2 separate regions of the Homo sapiens genome follow, and region 1 is linked to region 2. A link is a contact called in ENCODE Hi-C data. All regions are on one chromosome and are shown on one strand. The core of a region is the stretch at or near the end of the contact, and the rest is flanking DNA. Distances in the headings are between cores, read along the strand shown.

What was found. Hi-C counts contacts between places; a loop is a spot of excess contacts on that map. Pooled maps may share reads with other maps.
Region 1: a loop to region 2 is called in a map of heart right ventricle, with 4 times the contacts of the local background. The contact joins two enhancer-like sites. A Hi-C loop is called at or near these places in 20 of 168 maps with a recorded cell type or tissue (Caco-2, IMR-90, Right ventricle myocardium inferior and 14 more) and 19 of 50 pooled maps.

The regions. Positions count from the first base shown.
Region 1 is chr11:122,214,296-122,218,705 of GRCh38, reverse strand. The region is part of intron 2 of MIR100HG (mir-100-let-7a-2-mir-125b-1 cluster host gene); the gene reads left to right. Among named protein-coding and RNA genes, the nearest start is that of MIR100, 64 kb to the right of the region's middle. RefSeq lists an enhancer at 3,007-3,056. Within about 2 kb of position 3,148, at least 11 of the 41 ENCODE cell types and tissues checked have a DNase peak (open chromatin) inside an H3K27ac peak, as active enhancers do; they include ascending aorta, dorsolateral prefrontal cortex, gastrocnemius medialis and 2 more, where a contact is called at or near this core.
Region 2 is chr11:122,438,205-122,442,873 of GRCh38, reverse strand. No RefSeq gene overlaps it. Among named protein-coding and RNA genes, the nearest start is that of MIR100HG, 18 kb to the right of the region's middle. RefSeq lists an enhancer at 785-1,449. Within about 2 kb of position 2,538, at least 17 of the 41 ENCODE cell types and tissues checked have a DNase peak (open chromatin) inside an H3K27ac peak, as active enhancers do; they include ascending aorta, dorsolateral prefrontal cortex, gastrocnemius medialis and 2 more, where a contact is called at or near this core.

The DNA of each region.
Region 1 (4,410 bases), core at 1,899-4,398, 220 kb after region 2:
AAGGTAGAAGGCATACGTGACTTTTATCTTTACCTTTTACAATCAGATGTTAGGCATTTCTAAATAGAATACCATTAACTGGGAGACGTTATGCAAATTTCACATTTAATATATTTATATAACATTTTATATTTTAAAATAATGAACAAAATAATTTTTATTAATTTTAAATCATATTAATTAATTTTATTACTAAGCCTCATACTGAATCTCCCAAATTCTTTCCAATTGATCCCTGTCATTCAGCTATTATAATTTTCTGTGCCTGTCATGAAGTGAAAAAAGGTAGGGCAGCGTTGTTACAAATTATCCTTTTTGCCATTTTTCGCCCTGGGAAGTGGATGTAAATGGAAAACAATGTTAGTCTTGGTAGAAGGGACTTGTTAAAAGAATCCAAGATGTTTCTATTTTCATGTTTAAAGCTCCATTTGACAAGATAGTGAAATAAAGTGGGCAACTTTAACTTAAAGGTGTTTCTCGGTGATGGGCACTCTGATAGGATTGGATGTGTTTCTGCAGATTTCTGCCTTCCCAGCTGGATCTCCCTTGTTTTCTGCAGGAGAGAAATGGTAGAAAGAGACAGTAGGAGCTGAAAAGGTAAATGTCACAACACCCAGCCTGCCATACTTTGAAATTCAACATGGATTTAACAGATTGCAAAGTGTCTTAGTCATGTAATTCATGCAATTCGTTAAACCACATTTAAATGAAAAGTAAGTGATATTCTCCTATTTAACAATTAATTGAACAAGTGGTATTATATTGAATTGAAACACTTAAACTTGACTTCTATTGAATAAATACAGCCAATACAGGACAGAAAAAGAAAAAATCTCAAAATGGATCTGAAACTGACCTTAGATGACTCTTCCAGGCTGCTAACAGTGTGTGCAAGGAGTGTCACCTTTCTTCTGGAGGGCTGGGGAGAGAGGCTAATGCTGAGAAAGTGCACCTGAAGCTTTGAATGGTTGCCCTAGGGCGGGGAGGGGGCACAAGGCACGAACTCAGTGATCTCAGGAATAAGACTGCCATAGTTAACAAATGAGAATATGATATATGAAGTATCTGAGACATACTACACTAAAAAACTATTTGTTGTTTGTTCAAAATTCAAATGGAACTGGGCAGTTCTGTTTTTATTTGGCAACCCTACTTAGTTGGGAGGAGCTGTAGGGAGAGGTATCTGGGAAACCATTAAGAAGTAGAAAAAGGCCGGATGCAGTGGCTCACGCCTGTAGTCCCAGTACTTTGGGAGGCAGAGGCAGGTGGATCACAAGGTGAGGAGTTCGAGACCAGCCTGACCAACATGGTGAAACCCTGTCTGTACTAAAATTACAAAAAATTAGCTGGGTGTGGTGGCATACACCTGTAATCCCAACTACTCAGGAGGCTGAGGCAGGAGAATCACTTGAACCCAGGAGGCAGAGGTTGCAGTGAGCCAGGATCACACCATTGCACTCCAGACTGGGTGACACAGCGAGATTCCACCTCAAAAAAAAAAAAAATTAGAAAAAAAGGAGTCTCCCAGCTGGTGAGTGAATATTATAATAAAGACAACAACAAAGACACAAGCATCATTCCTGTGCCATGTATTTGGAATGAGATTTGTATAGGACTTCTAAGGGGCAAAGTGATGGTCAGGGAGGGCTCTAGATAACATCAGAACTTAGTTTTGAAGGAAACTGGAAATTCCCCCAAAAGGATGATGGTGGGAGTTGAGGAATGGCATTTCAGGCAAAAAAAAAAAAAAAAAAAAAAAAAAAAAAAACATGTCCAAAGGCATGGAGTAGTCAAACAACTGGAGTGTCCTTCTCCATGAAGCCTTTCTGGTCACATTCAGAGGGAATTCACCTTGCCTTTCTCTGTTCTGTCATCACCCTTTGTTGCAGCCTAAATCACATAGCCCTTATACTGTCTGCTACTGGGACAACTGTGATGTGGGACCCCATAGAGCTGGCAAGTGGCAGGTGGCTCATGGAAAAGACTCCAGACTTGTCTACTGTCCTAGTTGAGCAGCGAACCCAGATGCTTTTTGCAGAATATTGATTGAGAGCAAACACATCAAATGTTTCAATGATTTTTCAAGCAAAGCAACATTTTGCTATAGTGTATGTATATGTACTTAAGTAAACACTGAAAATGGATTTATATACATCAGAGCTTAGGCATCTACTTCCCACGAGAGAAGTAACAACATGAAAGTAAACCAAATGGAAAAATAAGTAATATTCTTTGCATTCCCTGAGATTTATCCCAAAGCCAACCCTTACTGCTTAAGTGGATGAGGGAAGATTCTCCATTGCATATCTCAGCAGTCTACTGCTTGTGCCCGTTATCTTTTGGAGGGAGGTTGTCTCGTATCTTGTGTGTAACGCTTTTATTCTAGCTTTTAGAATCAGCTGCTTAAAATTCCTCGACTTATGGTGTTAGGTAAATAGATAAGTAGGACTATGCTTTTTTGTCCCATTTTGGGCACACAAACAGAAGAACCTTGGATACTTACTGGAGGGGAACTTTCTCCCTTCTTCCCCCAGTGATATGCTTTGGAGGAGAACTTATGCAGAGATTGGGGCAACAAGAAGGTGCCTTCTACTAGCTTTAAGAAGGAGATAACATTTCCATTTTTTGTTTAAAAATGTTGATTTTCGAGGCTTTACTAACTGTAATAGGTGAGGTTTTTGTTGTGAATATTCTGTTTGCGTTTTGTTGCTGGAGGGAAGGAGAGGCTATTTGGAGAATGATACCTGGCTCATCAGCTGCCCTAAGGGTTCAAAGTGACTTGAGCCTTTCCTCTCCAGGAGCTCTTATATTGCTCCTGAACTTAATGTTATGTGTTGTCTTTCTCTTTCATTTTCTTTGCACATTTCCTAAAGTTCTGAAGTCCTTGACCATCGAAGGATTTTACCTAGATCTCTGACGACCTACCTTGGCTTTTCTTTACCGGAGAATTGCCCATCTATGGTTCTTTGCTCCATCTGTGCAATTTGCCCTTTTCAGGACTTGAGGACAACATGGTCGCCTTTGCCTTGCTTGGCTGTGGTTTGGGGTGGCATTAACACCATGATTTCTTTCAGGGCCCACTGAAGGTTGGTTTCTGCGCTCCTGCGCCACCTGCTGTCACCAGCTCCAAGTGCAGGCTCCCCAGTCGCCAGCCCTGGGCTCCCGGCCCCAGCCAGAGTCCAAACCTCAGACCAACCAGATGTTACTTAGGCTGCCAGATTTCTGTCTGGGCCTTATCTGTACCGTCTTCACTGGCTCACTAGATCAGAATCCCAAATGTCCCTGGATGACTTGCCTCAAGTCACGCAGACCCTGAGCTCTTTGGCCAGAAAGAGGAAGCCTGTTTGATTGGGGGTTGCTGACCAGTGGCTCCTGCCAGCTTTCTGAATGTGTGGCCAGTGGAGGCCGGCCTCTCCTTAGCAGTGAAAATGCAAATGGATTTCTTTAGAAATGTCAACAGACACTTGACACTTATCCTTTAAGGTACTCCCCAACGTGTCTCCTGACTGGGCCAAATTTAGTTTCTCCCAAATTGCTCAGAAATGGAATGTTTGCTTTTTACTTTTTAGCACTCTGGGCTTTTCTACAAACTCATAAAAGTTGGTGATTCTAACCAAGGGATCACAAGAAAGTGGGGTGCTACTTTTTATGAATTAAATTCAGTACCCCCATTATTCTCTGTTTTAGGTTGAAGATCTCTTGATGTCAGGGACTTATGCATTTGCTCCCTCTCCATCACACACAGCCTGGCACACAGTAGGTGCTTCACACAATCTTGTTAAAAGGAGCAGACTCTATCTGGTCAAAATCATTCTTGGAAGTTCTTTTCTATTTGTTTGTTAAAAGGAAAAATGGCCAGAGTTGAGACTGTGAAAGTTCATTCCTGATTTCAGACCAAAAAAAATAAAGCTGAACCTGAGAGAAAAACAATGATGAGTGCAAGTTGTGATTTCTATGATCACTCTGATAAGAATGAGGATCGTGACCGGCTGTGGTCTCCCAAGGTTTGAAAAAAGAGAAATATATGCATGCAGGAGAGAACTGAGTTAGATATGAGATAGAACTTCCTAAGAGCAGAGGTTATGGGATACCCTTATAAAATACAAATGGGGGTTTATGCTAGCAAATACTCTAGAGAGAGATACACATCCATGTAGTTCAATAAACACTTATTAAATTCCTGCATTATGCCAGCACTGTATTAGATACTGGAGTAAAAAAGATTGTAAAGTATAGTACCTGGTCACCAAGAAGACAGAGACTAACAAGCAGACAATTTCAATATAATTTCCTGATTGCTAAGAGAGAAGTATATGTGCCCAGGGTGTTGTGGGAGAATATGAAAGTGCACTAATTCAAGCTGTGTAGTCAGGGAAGGCTTCCTGGAGGAGGTAGTGCTTCTACTGAGTC
Region 2 (4,669 bases), core at 1,289-3,788:
CCTTGGGGTTTTTCCTCAGGGTGCATGTAACGAATGGAAAAGGACCAATGCCTGAGAAGTCTCATTGGTTACTTGGGGGTGCCACATCCTCTGATTGGTGTAAGCATCAGACAATCCTCATCCACGTATTAACAGCACTTCAATTATTAATCAGGTAGCTGCTGACTTTGGCTAAATCAAGGTATCTTGCCCGACCCTCTGGACTACTCTCTATTCCTTCCTCCCTTCATTCTGCACAATGACCACCTCCCTACACCCCATATATACGAATGCCATTTTGTTAAGAACTGAGTCCATTCCCTTCAAACCCCCAGGATGTTGAGCTTTCTGCTGCTAGCATCTACAACAGTTACAGAAATGACTTGTATTTCTTTAGAAACACATGACTCTAGTAATGAGGAAGCTAGTATAACTTTAGTGAGTATGCCTTTATAATGGTGTGAGTTGGGGAATAGGCATATATGGAGGCCAGTTTCTCTAGCAGGTGCCACACATTGAGATGATAACCATTGTAAAAAGCTATTTTCCAGGACTGATGGGGTAACAGACGAATTTTACCAAATCTCATTGGCTTTACTATTACAGAACCTGTCAAGAATCAGCTTACCTTTAACTGGTTGCCTCAGAAGCCTCCCTGTTTGAATTGCTGTGGGTGTGGAAAGAATGGGGGGTGGTAGATGGAGTTTGACTAGTAAGAAGAGGGAGTGGAGCGGAGCCCATGGCAGCGGAGGCTATAGGGGGAGTTTCCATGTAAGAAACTTTTGGTATCTGGGAACAAACGATTTATTACCTAAACCTCCCACTCGCTTGATAGATTGCTGTTGGCATCTGCGTTATTGGAAAAAAAAAAACAAACTTGCTTCTTAGAAAAAAAATTGATGAGGCAAATACAGGACATTCAAATACAGCAGTGGGAAGGAAAAGAAAGGGGAAAATGCACTTGGCAAGAATTCAGAGACAGCGAGAGCCAATTGTCTTTATTGAAATGGCATTGAATTACAAACTCAAAGGAGGGAGTGGCGTCTCTTTTAGTAGAGAAATAAAAAACCATGCCATCCCTACCCAGTAAACAGTGTAGGGAAAACATTAACAACAACAACTCTATGCAAGGTATTTTTTTTTTTGTTTCGTTTTTTTTTTCTCTTCTTATCTCCAAACAAAGTGATCTGTGCTTGCTACTGAAACACCCTAAATATACTGCCCACATACCCTGGTGGTTAAATTCCCTTCAAGAGGGTGACTGGACCAGGCCAACCCTCTGCCCCCAACCCCCTTCTGGTGGAGGCTCTAAGTCTGATATGTCCCGCCTCTCTGGCCCAGCAGAGCACGTTCGCCAAAGCCCCGCAGATGCAGCACGTTTCCAGAACGCGCACTTTCGCAATGGGCGGCATCTCTCGCTCTCTGATGAAGGGTCAAAAATGAGATTGTGGATGAGAACAATTAGAAACTCTAATTACCCTCCAGGCACCTAACAATTATAAGCCACATTCTTATTTTTATAAGGAATTAGCTACAGATTGGACAGTGCTTGTCATGCTTTGAAACATTTCCTGCGTCTTTCTGGCATCACTCTGTTCTTGTTAGAATGCTGGCGTTTCTCACATCCCCACTACCGCGCTCCCCCCGCCCCCGCGCTGCCCCACCTCTCTCTCTCTGTCTCTATGTGCATGTATATGTATATGTATATGTATATGTATATGTATATGTATATGTATATGTATATGTATATGTGTATGTATATATTTTTTGGGCTTGCCAATTCCCGCACCTTCATATACATTACCCCGTCCTTTCATCTCCAAGATGACCTGAAATGACCTTTTGCTTGGCACGAGACGTGATTCAACTGATAACAAAAGAGTTTGGGGGAGGGTAGGGGCGGTGTCTGTCTGCGCCGGGCTGAGGAAGAGCCAGGAGGGGGGCGGAGAAGGGGGGGACCATATCCATTTAAAGACGAATGCTGCTGCTTTTCGCAGTGCTATTTCCTGTAATTAATTTTCCACATATCACCTATCACACGAAAATAAAAGTTTTTTTTTGTTTGTTTTTTTTTTTTTTTTTTTTTTTTTAAGGCATACCACTCTCTTTGTTTAACCGGAGATCCTGGGCTGTTTAGACGTGTCTGTGGGGGGAGCGGAGGAGGGGGGTTGGGGTGGCAGGCCGGGGGAGGCTGGGCGTCCCCCCCGCAGAGAGGCCCGAGCTCTCCGCCGGAATGTGGGGTCGGAACCCCGCAGCTTTCTTTCTTTCTGCCTGGGTGTTTGCTGCTGGGAGCTTCTTTTCAAAGCCACGGCGCCTGCTAAGGTTCCAGCACGCAGTTCCCTTCCATTTTCCATCTGCAGCCTTTGAGGGGTGTGGGCTTTTCCCAAAGCCTTTATTTCTTTGTCGTTTTAGGAAACCTCAATTTTTGCACTGACTCCAGAACTCCAAATGGATCCCAATAGCAAGTCTCATCGATCGTCCCCCTCCCCCATCTTACTTAGGGAGGAAAAAAAAGAACAAACTATTTATTTGGATACTCAGCGAGGTTGTGAGAGTTGCCACAGCAACAGCTGTGAACCTTGCACAGCAAAAGGCTCTTACTGTAGAGTGTCCTGCCTTCCAAAACATCTCCTCTTTAAAGAGACACTGCTAGCGATACTATATCAGTTTGGTGTGTGTGTACATTGACATATCATCGACACCATTTGAAGAGACAAAGGCAAGTGTTTACTTGGGTGGTTCACAAGATAATTTTAGTCAAGCTTGACCAGATGAGATGTGAGAAGAGAAAAATGGACTGTGGAGTCACGTGGGGACCTGAGATTAGAGAACTTCGTGCCCAGAAGCTTGCGAAATGGTAGAAAGTATTCTAAAGGTGTCCTGTCCCTTCTGGAGGTCATAGCTTGCGTGTGAGCTGGCGGGGTTGATTATGCAGCCGTCCTGTCACCCTCTCCTGCACTTGTCGAAGGGATCTTGACATGAGATAGACGCTCTGAGCTCAGAGACGTGAGGAACTCAGCTTCCTGGGTTCCAGGAAGAACTTCTTTTCCCTGAAGTGCCTCATAGGCTAAAAGTTCCATGAAAAGCAAGAGGTTGCTCCACAGTCCCAGTTTCATACCTTCTGGCTTTCCTCGGAAACCGTGAAGTCGTTAATGCCTCATAGGTATTAATATTTGCTAGTCTCTGCAGATATAAAGGTACAATTAAAGACTAGTCCTTAGCCCCTGCCCTCAAGGAGCTGTCGGTCAAGAAGTGGATTAGGTAAACAGATAAATACAGGGAAGAAGGAGTGACTATGGGGCTGCCAGATCCATTACAGCCACCAGCATGATCCCCATTCATTTCTTAGTTCATGGAATGCCTGACAGAATGCCAATCAACATCCCTTTCCTCTCCTTCTTCAAAAGTGCCTCCTTATAGGAAAAATTGTCATTCTGGGCAGATGGGCGCCCAGAAGCTGCCTTGAGAGTCACACTGTGGAAGGGCACTGCTATCATCTTCAGTGAAAACCTCAGCCCAATTTCCAACCTGCTGTAGAAAAGGAAAAATACTAATATTACTGAGTACCCCTTCCATGTGCCATACATGATGCTATTTATTACACATATAATAAATAACACCTATAATAAATGCTATTTATTAAACCTATAGTAAATGCTATTTTATACCTACAATAAACGCTATTTATTATCCTATTGAATCCTCATGCAGTCTTTCACATGTAGTACCTGGTTTTATCTGAGCCATAGGACATAGGAAATGATCTGAGTGACTTGTTTTCTCAATTACCCCAAGGATGGTGCATAACTAGTACCATTCTATATGATAGAAGAGAAATTGATTCCCTTTATACAATGAATGCTTGAAGGCATTAGTTTTAATTCCCTCTCAGGGTCCCTCTTGAGAAAGTTGTGAAGTATCCTAACTTAACAGACAAGGAAACAGAGACTCAGGGAAATTGCTCAAGATCACACAGCCAACAATGCCAACAATAATGGAAATTTCCTTCCTGACTCAAAAATTTATAATCTTTTGAGATAGTGTGAATAGATTGCTCTATACTTCCATTTGACTATTTAAAAAAATAGAGACCGGGTGCAGTGGCACTTTGGGAGGTCGAGGCAGGCGGAACACCTGAGGTCAGGAGTTTGAGACCAGCCTGGCCAACATGGTGAAACCCCTTCTCTACTAAAAATACAAAAATTAGCTGGCGTGGTGGCACATGCCTGTAATCCCAGTTACTTGGGAGGCTGAGGCGGGAGAATCACTTGAACCTGAGAGGTAGAGGTTGCAGTGAACCAAGATCATGCCACTGCACTCCATCCTGGGCCACAGAGTGAGACTCTGTCTCAATACATAAATAAATAAATAGTTAAGGTTAGAATTTTCAGTGACTGACAGTCATACTGACTTAAAGAGTTAGTTTGATTGGAAGCTCTACAAAGACAAGAACTGAGTCTTTTTTTTTCTTCAGTAATATCTTTCTTGGAATTATCTGTCCAGTTAGGCAAAGATTATCACTAAGAAAACCATCATTCATAGTGAAGGGAACACCTTGCTTTTAATAACTCAAACCATTGCCACTCAGCCTGACCACTTACCAGACTTAACCTCACATGACTTTTAAAATCAAACATATCTTCAAAGACTGGAGACATTTGTCATTGAAATCAAACAACAAGCCTTTAGC